Linked DNA regions of Homo sapiens: region 2 is linked to region 1. The links are chromatin loops, found by intact Hi-C in ENCODE. Cell type or tissue: PC-3. All regions are shown on one strand. Each heading gives the region's core, and the rest is flanking DNA. Links, peaks and the distances in the headings are about the cores only.

The links. Hi-C counts contacts between places; a loop is a spot of excess contacts. Peaks named below come from ENCODE experiments on the same cell type or tissue, not always from the same donor. Only the 100,000 strongest peaks of a DNase experiment are listed, where the experiment ranks them.
Region 2: it touches region 1 in a loop (4-fold over the local background); 2 of 110 quality-filtered maps call a loop at or near these places.

What each region holds. Positions count from the first base shown.
Region 1 is chr7:18,283,984-18,289,371 of GRCh38, reverse strand. It overlaps a transcript of HDAC9 not described here. Among named protein-coding and RNA genes, the nearest start is that of MIR1302-6, 160 kb to the right of the region's middle. In PC-3, for the core only: no CTCF peak of the experiment used is centred there; no DNase peak of the experiment used is centred there.
Region 2 is chr7:18,175,931-18,181,318 of GRCh38, reverse strand. It overlaps a transcript of HDAC9 not described here. Among named protein-coding and RNA genes, the nearest start is that of MIR1302-6, 51 kb to the right of the region's middle. RefSeq lists enhancers at 2,889-2,998, 3,663-3,807 and a cis regulatory region at 3,727-3,744. In PC-3, for the core only: no CTCF peak of the experiment used is centred there; DNase peaks (open chromatin) are centred at 2,018, 2,858, 3,378 and 3,708; H3K4me3 peaks cover 2,461 bases; H3K27ac peaks cover 4,347 bases.

The DNA.
Region 1 (5,388 bases), core at 150-5,149:
TGATACTTAGCTTATAAAATAAAGAAAGGAAAAACTTTGAAGACTTATTGAATTTATTTTCCACCTCCTAAGTCTCTTTTATAATTAGATCTAAGAAAATGAAAATCTAAGTACTACACTGAAGGGAAATACAAGCAATGCCTTGCTCTGAGATCTCTCCAATAGTTTCTCTTGAAGAACAAAAACTGCACAATTCTAAGCCCCCAAGGTCATATTTTTATATTTGGTCTGAGTTTAAGGTGAGAACAAACACCTGAAATCAATACTTCATAGTCATGACTCTGGCTTTAGTCCCTCTCACTTACATCTGTGGCTTTTGCATCTTCAGGAAAGAAAGAAGAAAAGACACAGTTCTAGAAGAAAAAGAAGAGGGGGAAGTGAAAAAGAAAGGGAGAGAACTTTGCTTCATTGTCCCCTTCTCCAAAACTCTTAACAGCTTCCCCAAGCATCTAGGTTTGGTGGCACCTCCTCGGCTTCATCCACAGGCCTTCCTCATCCATTCAAACACACCTACTTGCCCCTCTCTGAAATCCTGGAGCATATTTCATCATCCTCTCAGTCTAGGCATAACTTATTTCTATGTAATGTCTTTCTAGAAGCCTGTAAGCCTCTTTAGGACCAATGTATATTCTCGATGGTCACCTAGAGCATTAAGCTGCTCAAGCACAAAGCTTCACTTTTAAAAACAAGTATTTTGTAATGCCGCTTTTACTAACCTAACACAAAGCTCATAGTTTATACAAACAACCTCTATACATAATATTCTTTTTAATCATAAAGTGCTCCAGGCATGAACATAACTTACATATTGAGGAAGTCATCTGATGCCTGCCCTACTACCAACAAGTAAATATGAATTAAAGAGAAGTAATAAGCAGCCAGTACTTTTTCAAGAAGAGTAAGAAAGTGAAAGACTGGAGGGTTGAGTGGTTACATGGACATTAGGCTAAAATTTAGTATTAGAATAAGAAACAATAAAGCAGGCTTACAGGCAAGTGATAAAAGGAAAATAAGAGTAACTGAAGTCTAGATAACATGCCAAGGCAAATTATAGATGGTAAAAGTAAAGAACACACAAAGAAGAATTAATATTCTCTCATAAGATCTGATATTTATTTCTTATTCATAAAAAATGTTAAAGGAGTGTTAATTTTGCTTTTTGTTGTATTGAACAAGGGTGCTACAAATGAGCACTGATGGAGCTGCACTGTGTTGGTTATTCAAATACCATGAGCCACCTTGTTGTCAGCAACATGGTTTTCCAAATGGTGAACAATGCACAGTAAACCTTCCAAAGCAAAGAACAATTTTACCTGAAATTATACAGTAGCTGTAGTCTTAGGAAATTCAACGTATACTAAAATTGAATTAAAGCAATTTTTATATGTGCAACCAGTTTTGTTTCCAGGCTCAAATAATTATAAACAGGTGTTTCACCTATATGACTACCCAAAGGGATTGTTGAAAATGCAGGACACAACTTCCGGGTCCAGTCCTCTCACATAACAGGACTGCAGTCCACTAAATGCCAGTAGTGCTCTCCAAGCATTGCGGCATCCAGAAAACACTTTCCAGTCTTCCCTTAGGGGCCAGTACAGCCTCATTGAAAAGCACTACCCTAGACAAACTACTACCCTTCAAACAGCTGGCTTTGGGAGTCAGGTAGGCACATCAAGATGTGAAGGAGACCAGGGCAGGAATGCGCTGAATGCAGAGTGCATGCTCTGGCTGGCTAAGGCCAACTGTGGCCATCTGCTCTCAACTGTGGCCAACCAGGATTCTGAGCCCCAGCAGCACAGAATCCCCATCTATCAAGAGAAGGTGGACATCTGGATTTTTATGTGAAACCTCCTTTTTAAAAAAGAGTTGGCAAACACTCTTTGAACTATGCAAAGTTTGTCTTCAGGCTAACATGATTACTGGTTGCTCAATCAAAAACATATAACAACATTTACAAAATATGTAATGTCAGAGTATGGTATTCAGTGTAACAAGTACTTTGATCCCCTATTGTATATAGGAATTATATAGAATAAACTGGAGTATCTGCCAACATGTTAATGAGAATTCTCTAAGAATATATTATTTTTTCATTTTTCTTTTTTCTTTGCAGTATTTTCTAATTTTTCTAAAATAAACAAATAAGGCTTTGCAGTAAAAAAAAATAAGCAATAGAAAATATATTTCCATTTTAAAAATTGGAAGATGGTAGTTATAAAAAGCTCTTTAAATACACTCAGAAAAAACTACCATTAAAATGGGCAAAACAAATTAAATTCCTTTCAAATACCCAGTTCTGCTTCATCTGAAGCACTAGTTAAAGATCAGATGTAAAAATTAAACTGTCTGCAAATCAGAACAGGGATATGCCTGGTAATGGAATCATTACCTTGTGTTCTAGATATGTAAGTCATTACATTATCTCTTTTATTAGATAGTCAGAGCCCACACAGGAAGGAGGCAAGTCTGACTGCGTGTCATAGAAAGCACCCAAATGAATTGTGCATCAATTTAAAAAGACCTAGTGTTCTAAAAGTGGTAAAAAATAAACTTTCCTATGAGCAATAATAATAAAGTTAACCTTTAAAATGAAGGTGCTTTAGTAATTTAATTACCTTTTTCCTATTTACAAAATTAATATTAGAAGATGAGTCATGATGGAATTCAATAAAATTATTTTATTAACTTCCTCTAAGGCTTAAAAAATACTTTATTAAACCTCTCTTTTTATAATTCAGTCTTATCCTTCACTCTGCTAAAGACTTGGACCACATTTTATTCCTATAAAAACTGATTTTCCCCCAAATTAGAAATATGTAACTAGAAATGATTCAAAGCTGATCCTCCTAGGTACCAAAACACAATATCCTGAAAAATAAGCTTACACCTTGAAATATCATACATAATAAGACCACTTAAAACACACATTTATATAAACTATAATTATTATTTTACATATTATATAATATTATATAAATACATATTACTATATATGTAATTATTATTGAATTTTCACAATTTAGAAAAATGTACCACTAGACTGGATAGAGAGGGACTAATTGAACCATGGTAACTGGTATGAAAATAATGATGATACAATTTTTAGAGATATTACCTTTTCTTTTTTTCTTAGGAAGCATGGTCATGCACGGTGCTTATTTTGAAAGGAAATTCAACCTTTTCCCTCTTAAGTTATATGCTGACTAGAGCTTGAGTTCTTAAATATGTGTTCAAGTTTATTCATTTCAATTCTGCAGAATCAGAAGATTATACAGTTTGTGAACTAAATCTTTCCTTTCAATTGTATCTTTCAATTTTGACTACAAAAGCAAATGTTTACAGGTTTGAAAATTGCTAGTTCAACATTGTTGGGGAACTCAGGGTGAACAACAAAATTACCAGTTGCCCAGCATAAAAAGAAAATCTCATTAGCATAGTATCATGCAGTATGTTTTTCTGAGATGCATCCCAAATTTAGTCTCTTTAAAATGCCTTTGACACTTGACTAAATTTAGTGCTAAGGTGATTATTTTTAGCCAAGATTTTGCTTATTGACATATATTCAAATAAATGAGAAAAACTACCACTGGAACACAAAGTGTCTAAATATGTACTTGCTGAAAAGAAGGAGCATTCCAGTGTGCCTGTCTTCTCTAGTAAACATAAGACATAACACTCAACTTCACTGGTAAGCAAGTAAATGTAAATTATGAAACATTAACATTTTCATATATCATTGATGCTAATAGATAATGACAAGCACATGATGTGAAAAACACTGCTGGTAGGAGTGTAAATTGGTACACCTTTCCCAGGGAAAAAAATGTCACACTATATCAAGAATCTTTTAAAACGTTCACACTCCTTAAGAGTGATTCTATTTCTAGGAATCATTTCAAAAGAAAAAAAATCAAGGATGTGGATAGTGATTTATGTAAATGAATGTCCATCACACTGCTACTTTAAAGTGTCACTGAATAACTGCAAATGGTGTATATTCCCAATATAAGGAAAATAGTAAAAGAAATTATGGTATAATTATGTCATTATTATAAAAATTTCTACAAATCATGATACTGAAAATACTGAATAACACTAAAAAATGAACAATACTGAGTAAGAAAGGGGATAGAAAAATATACATTATGACTTGGTATTAATGACCCAAGTCTTAGAACCCAAACATACACTTGCCATTCACACCCTCACAATTTCCCCCAAATTTTATCCCACAGTCAATGGAAAGAACACCAAAAGAAAAGCCCAGAGTGTGAAGACTGTGTCCTTTACTTGTCCTTTAGCTTCTGGAATTTTAGTTCATTTTACTTTGGTTTAGTGGATTTTAATTTTTCTCCTTGATAAAGTGAAGCTTGTCTGGCAATTCAGAAGCTTTAGGTGAAATCCACCCAACTTTAATGTGGAAACAACTGTCATTGGGTCCTTATTTTAGTTATTCCACAAGAAATCACATTACTTTTTAAATCAGAGTGCTGAAAATCATGTCTGACTTATAGCAAAATGAATTTTTAAAATTTTACCTGGGACAACAGTAAGAGTGAGTGTTGGATTTAAATCAAATGAAGAAGAAAGAAATCTACCTGTATCTAGTCCCTATAAAACCAAGCACTGGACAAACTGGAGCTCTTTTAGTTCTCACAACAACCCTAAAGGTTAAGTTTTCTCATTCCTAATTTACACATGGGGAGACTAATTTACCCAAAGATTAGATAAATCGGCCAAGTTCTCACATTTGGTAAATCAAGAACCAGAATTCATTATAGTCGATCCTGACCACAAAACCAAAGACTAACACGATATACAAAGATTTTATAATGGAATACAGGCAGTTAACCCGTGGTAGTCTTCAAACACACTTTTCTTGTCTGAAGTTACTTTGGTGGAAGATGAAATAGGAGATAATGGAAAATTGGGTAAAAGCACACAACTGAATACATTAACTGAGCCTATATTTTCTCAACCAAAAGTCAGGACACAGGATCTGAACCTGTGAAACAGAAGTAGTCCCAGAGTTTCATGTTTCATGTAACCATCATTTGCCTAATGTTTGATGAAAAAATATATACATATGTGTGTGCATATGTGTGTTGTAAATACCAAATTAAATTTATAATTCTATTGACTTTAAAGGTAAAGTCACACAAACAATATATGATCATAAAATCAAGTAATACACAAAATATATATAGACAAAGCAAAAATTGCCTCATTATCCTACACTACACAAAAAAGCCAATGGGAACAATTTGGTGGCCTCCTGGACTTCTTTATGTTAACATTCACAAAATTATGGTAGCACTTAAGGAAATGAATGTTGTGTAAATTGTACAAGTGACATGAGGCAGGGTTTAACCTTAAACACATTGGTTT
Region 2 (5,388 bases), core at 109-5,108, 110 kb after region 1:
TCCTATTGCCTAGAACAGTGTCTGGCACATATTAGGCATGAAATAAAAGTTTGGTGAATGAACAAATGAATGAAATGAATAGCAATTACAAGCCAAGCCAGCATGACTTCAGATATTATTTCAGGCGTTTAGTAGCTGAATAACAACCTCCCAAAAGATACCCACATCCTTATCCCTAGAACTTGTGAATGTTACCTCTTAGGGAAAAAAAAGGACTTCCCAGACATGCTTAAAGGTTCTGAGATGGGGAGATTATCTCAGATTATCCAGGTGGTCCCAAAATACAATCACACATATGCATATAAGAGTGAAGGAGGAGGAGATTTGACACACACGCAAAAGAAGGCAATGTGACCCCAAAGGCAAAGACTGGAGTGATACAGTCACAAACCAAAGAATGCCAGCAGCCACCAGATGCTAGAAGAGATAAGAAACAGATTGTCCCCTGGAGTCTTTGTGGGGAGCAAGGTCCTACTGACACCTTCATTTCAGCCCAGTGAAACTGATTTTGGACTTCTGGCTTCTGGAACTGTGAGAAAATACATTTCCTTTGTTTTAGGCCACCAAGTTTGTGGTAATTTGTTACAGCAGCCACAGGAAACTAATACAAGATAGAAAACTGATATCCAGAGAGATAAAGTAACTTGTTCTCAAAGGCCCAAAGTTAGTTAGGGCAGATTGGGGTTTCCAACAGGTATTTCTTGGCTCCTTCTGGTATTCTTATTCTTTCCAATTTACTCTGCTACCTGCCACATGTTATACAGCCCATTGAGTTCTGACACTCTTTGATCTAATCTAGGTACCAAATACAACCTCTCATATGGCCGCAGGATGGAAATTGTAAAATGATCAATCTCTCATACTCATCAATCTTATCAGTGACTTAGCTGATTTGGAAAAAAAAAAGAAAAAAGAAAATCACTTGACAAAAATGACAAAACAAAGTTGCTAGCACAAGGTCCAGAAAGAAACACAGAGCAAACATTTTCAATGCACCATATATAATGAATTTACAGCAGCAAATGTCCATAGGTTAAGAATGTGGTGTGTGTGTGTGTGTGTGTGTGTGTGTGTGTGTGTGTGTGTGTGTGTATGTGTCTTGGGGAGGGTGCTCACAAGAAATGCTGGCATGACAAACAGTGTAAAAACACATCAAAAGATGAAGCAAGGCAACTAAGGCGCTCACTACTGGGGGTAGGATAAAGTAAGGAGCTGACATGTAATTTGAAAAGGATGGCATAATTCTATGTGCTCAAAAGTGAGCAAACCTAAAGACAGAGACAAATCTGGAAATTGTGACAGAGCTGGGAGATGATGGTTTTAGGCCTCAATCTCATCAGTGTGGAGAGGCTTATAGACATGAGATTTTTGTGACATTCAAAAAAGGATAGTTACAGGTCACGGTTGAGAGAAAAAAGCACATATTTATGTGTGATCATTCTAAATGAACATGTGATACTTTACTATCTCTTGTACAATTACATCTTTTATGATACCAACATAACAAATTCATGACATATTTTCCAAATGAGGAATCTGGGACAAAGGGAGATTTACTAAATAAAAGATAGATGACAGGTGTTTCCAGAGCTGCGTTTAAGTCCTTGGGCTTTTACTAAGAACTTCAAATATGCATTTGTATAATTTCTCATTAATAGATAAACAGATAAGGTAATAAAATATTCAAAGAAAAGACGTTTGGGTTTATTTAGACCCAATGAGTGTGAACACCATTTTTCCTTAGGAGAGGGAGGGTAGAGAATGGAAAGAAATATAAGAGAGGTAGAAGCAAAAAAAACAAAGCTTATTCATCCTTATATAGTGGTTAAGAACATAGAACCCCAACAGGATATAAACATTTCTTTAATGATCCTGCAGTAATAACAAGCAAAATAAACAGTCAAACCTTAACATGTCCCTCCTCCCTTAGGACCTCAGCTTTACCTTGTAGTTTAAGAATTAGTCACTCATTTGGACTGGGGCAAGTCCCTATGGATTCAGAGAGTTTGCAATCAACTAATGGGTTATGGCATTATTGTTAGTGGATGATACCCCACAGGAGGCTGGACTATTGCATCAGTCAGGGTAAAGACATACTTGCTATGTGTGTGACAAACAAAAGCCTACCCAAGGTGGTTCCTCAGAGAACTCTGAATGAAAGACATGCAGTGCTTGCTTGTTCCACATCTGTTATTTCCATAATCTTTAGAAAAATAAGCTTCCTGGGCAAATATGAAAGGAACTCCATTTGACCAGATACATTCCAAAGTAAGAGATCTTGTTCTCCATTAAATGCCATACCACAACACTGTCAAATAATGAAGCCAAAAACACATCTTTAATGGAGACACACAGAAAGTTTAAGATCCTAATTTAATCTTAATAAAGACTTCAACCATTATATTAAAATATTTATTAGTCTATCACTTTAAATAAGAGGAACTGAAAATGTATACAGATTGAAAAGTCACAAATTTTAAGCCGGATGTTTTCCTTTCTATGTATTTTACTGAAGGTCCTCAGAAACGTAGTATATTTAAAAGTTACTGCTAATTATACAGTATGCAAAACTGTATTACTTTTTAAAAGTATAAAGAATGTTGGATCAATGAATTCTAAACTAACTTAAAACAATTTCCTGCTCAACCACAATTAAAAATCATGTCACTCTTTCCACTATTCTTAACCACAATACATATTTGTTTTGGGAGAGAGGTGGTTTATAAGCATTGAAACAGGGAGAAGTTCAAGTTACTAAAAGGAAAGAGGGTGGTAGGTCTGCTTCTACCGCTGTGCTAGCTGAAGAAGAGCCAAACTTAGCAACTTCCCCACATTTAGAGAACTCAGTATGAAACCACAAGTCTTGCAAACAATGACTACCCTATTGCAATGTTTGTTGTTCAATGAATAGATAAGCCACCTTAGAAAGAGGGGGGCCGGGTGCAGTGGCTCACGCCTGTCATCCCAGCACTTTGGGAGCCCAAGGCATGCAGATTGCCTGAGGTCAGAAGTTCGAGACAAGTCTGGCCAACATAGTGAAACCCTGTCTCTACTAAAAATACAAAACAATTAGCCAGCATGGTGGCATGTGCCTGTAATCCCAGCTACTCGGGATGCTGAGGCAAGGGAATTGCTTGAACTAGGGAGGTGGAGGTTCCAGTAAGCCAAGATTGTGCCACTGCACTCCAGCCTGGGTGACAGAGCAAGACTCTGTCAAAGAGGAGAGGGGAGGGGAGGGGAGGTGGAGGAGGGAACGGGAGGGAAGGGGAGGTAGGGGGATGGAGGAAGTTCAGTGGATAGCACTAGAGGTGAAAAGAACCGAAAGTCAACAAATGAATAAGCAAAAAGAAAAGGGATATGATTCATGACACATATGAAACAGTTTGGTTTTGCTCAGGTATATTCAACTGCTTCCCTCCTCCCCAATTCCATGCCCCTAGCACCACTATAATCAGCCTCCTCACAAAGTGCCCTTTATTCTTCACTTATTTGGCTCCTTTTGTGTGCTGGGCAGTATATTACTTAACTAAGAGAGCAACCATAAATACAGCTGCCAACTGCTTCACTCTATATACACCCCACAAAATGTACTTAGATGTCCCTTGCCCTCAAAAAGCTAAGCCTATTAGAGAAGACAACCCCAGTACTAAGGTAAGTTCCAGAACTGAGAGAGGTAACAAATGTCAGCGTCACCCAGGAAGGCCTCACAGAAGAATGGAGTAGGAGCTGGGTGTTGAAGATAAGTAAACAGGACACTCCCAGTGGTGAGGAAGGGTCATTCAAAGGCCTCCAAGCAAGAAAACTGGACCTGGGGAAGGTAAGCAGCTCTACATGTTGAACAGAGTGGGGTTCATTGAGGAGAAAAATAAGATAAGCCTGAAAAGGGTACGGGTTCTTATATACCTTAAATAGATGTGATAGAGAGCCACTGACATTTCTTATACAGGGCAGTGACTATATCAGAGTTAGGCTGAGAAGAGATTAATCGCACCATAGACAACAGACTTGCTAATCAGGAAGCTCAGACACAGATCCATCCGTCTTCAAGCAACTTCACAGAATTTAAATGCAGGTACTAACAGGGTGTACCCAATTTCCCTTCATTTCCCTTCCTCCTCACGTATTTTATTTTCCATAACTTACTTATATAGACCCCAAATCTTTTCTGGACTTAGGCAGAATAAAAGAAAAAGAAAGAAAACTAAGAAAGGTAGGAAGGCAGATGGGTAGGCGGATTATCAGTTCTCCCAACAGAAGGGAAAATGACATACAATGTCTACTTTGACATACTTTATTGAAATTCAAAGACTCGATAGTGTACATTACCTAACTCAAGTTATGGTATGTATTATTTTTCCAATATCTATAGTTGGCTTCCTGCATTTTTCTGCTAATTTCTAGGTTCTTTCATTGACATACCACGACCTGTTAAAATCTTTCAATTTACTGTTTCACTTTAAACATAAAGCCAAAGTAAGATACATCCAACTCTTCTTTAATAAAAAAGGAAGCACAATAATACAGACAAAAGGATAAAAATGCATTAAAAAATAACATAAAAATTATCCAAACATGATGAAATAATCTGTACACCAAAGCCCTGTGACACACAGTTTACCTGTATAACAAATCTGCACATGTACCTCTGAACTGAAAATAAATTTTTTAAAAAATTACCCAAACAGAATTTTCATAGCTGTATACTTTCATTTTCTAAGAGTTTAAAAAAATCTCTAATTATAATAATTTTTCAATACACATAAAATGATAGGAGACAGGGCTTTTGGAAGATCTAGTTAACAGTCACTGGGTTAATAACTTATTTTACAGACAGTATACCCTAAACAATAGTAACATATCCCAAAATTTACATGTCCATGAACCACCAAGCAAATATTTGGAATTCCAGTGACAAACCAAACAAGTAACTACAATGACTTGCAATATTTTTTTCCTTATCAGACAGAGATTTCAAAAACAGAGGTTCAAGATAACAGTCTGGCTTTTCCCATTTGTACGGCATTCCTGGATCTTCAGAAAGCACTGGAGATCTCAAGACCAGAAAAACACAGGGAAGGAAATCAAGCAGGCTTTCCAGTAACAGCAGACCGAAAAACTGTCACCAGCTTTTATTAAACATGTTTACATTCCTAGAGAGTCCAAAACTCATGACTAGTTTTTCTCATGAATAATGTCATTTTGACATTTCTTTCTGAAAAACAATTTCTTCTGAGAGTTAAAGATAAAAGGTGAGTGCTTGGTCATACACCACTATGATTATCTGCCCTCTCACAGAACTCACAGAATTCCAAAGAAGGCAGAATTACTAGGGCAAATTCCAGCTCCAAAGGAAAAATCCCCAGCTCACCCAGAACACTTTCCAGTGGA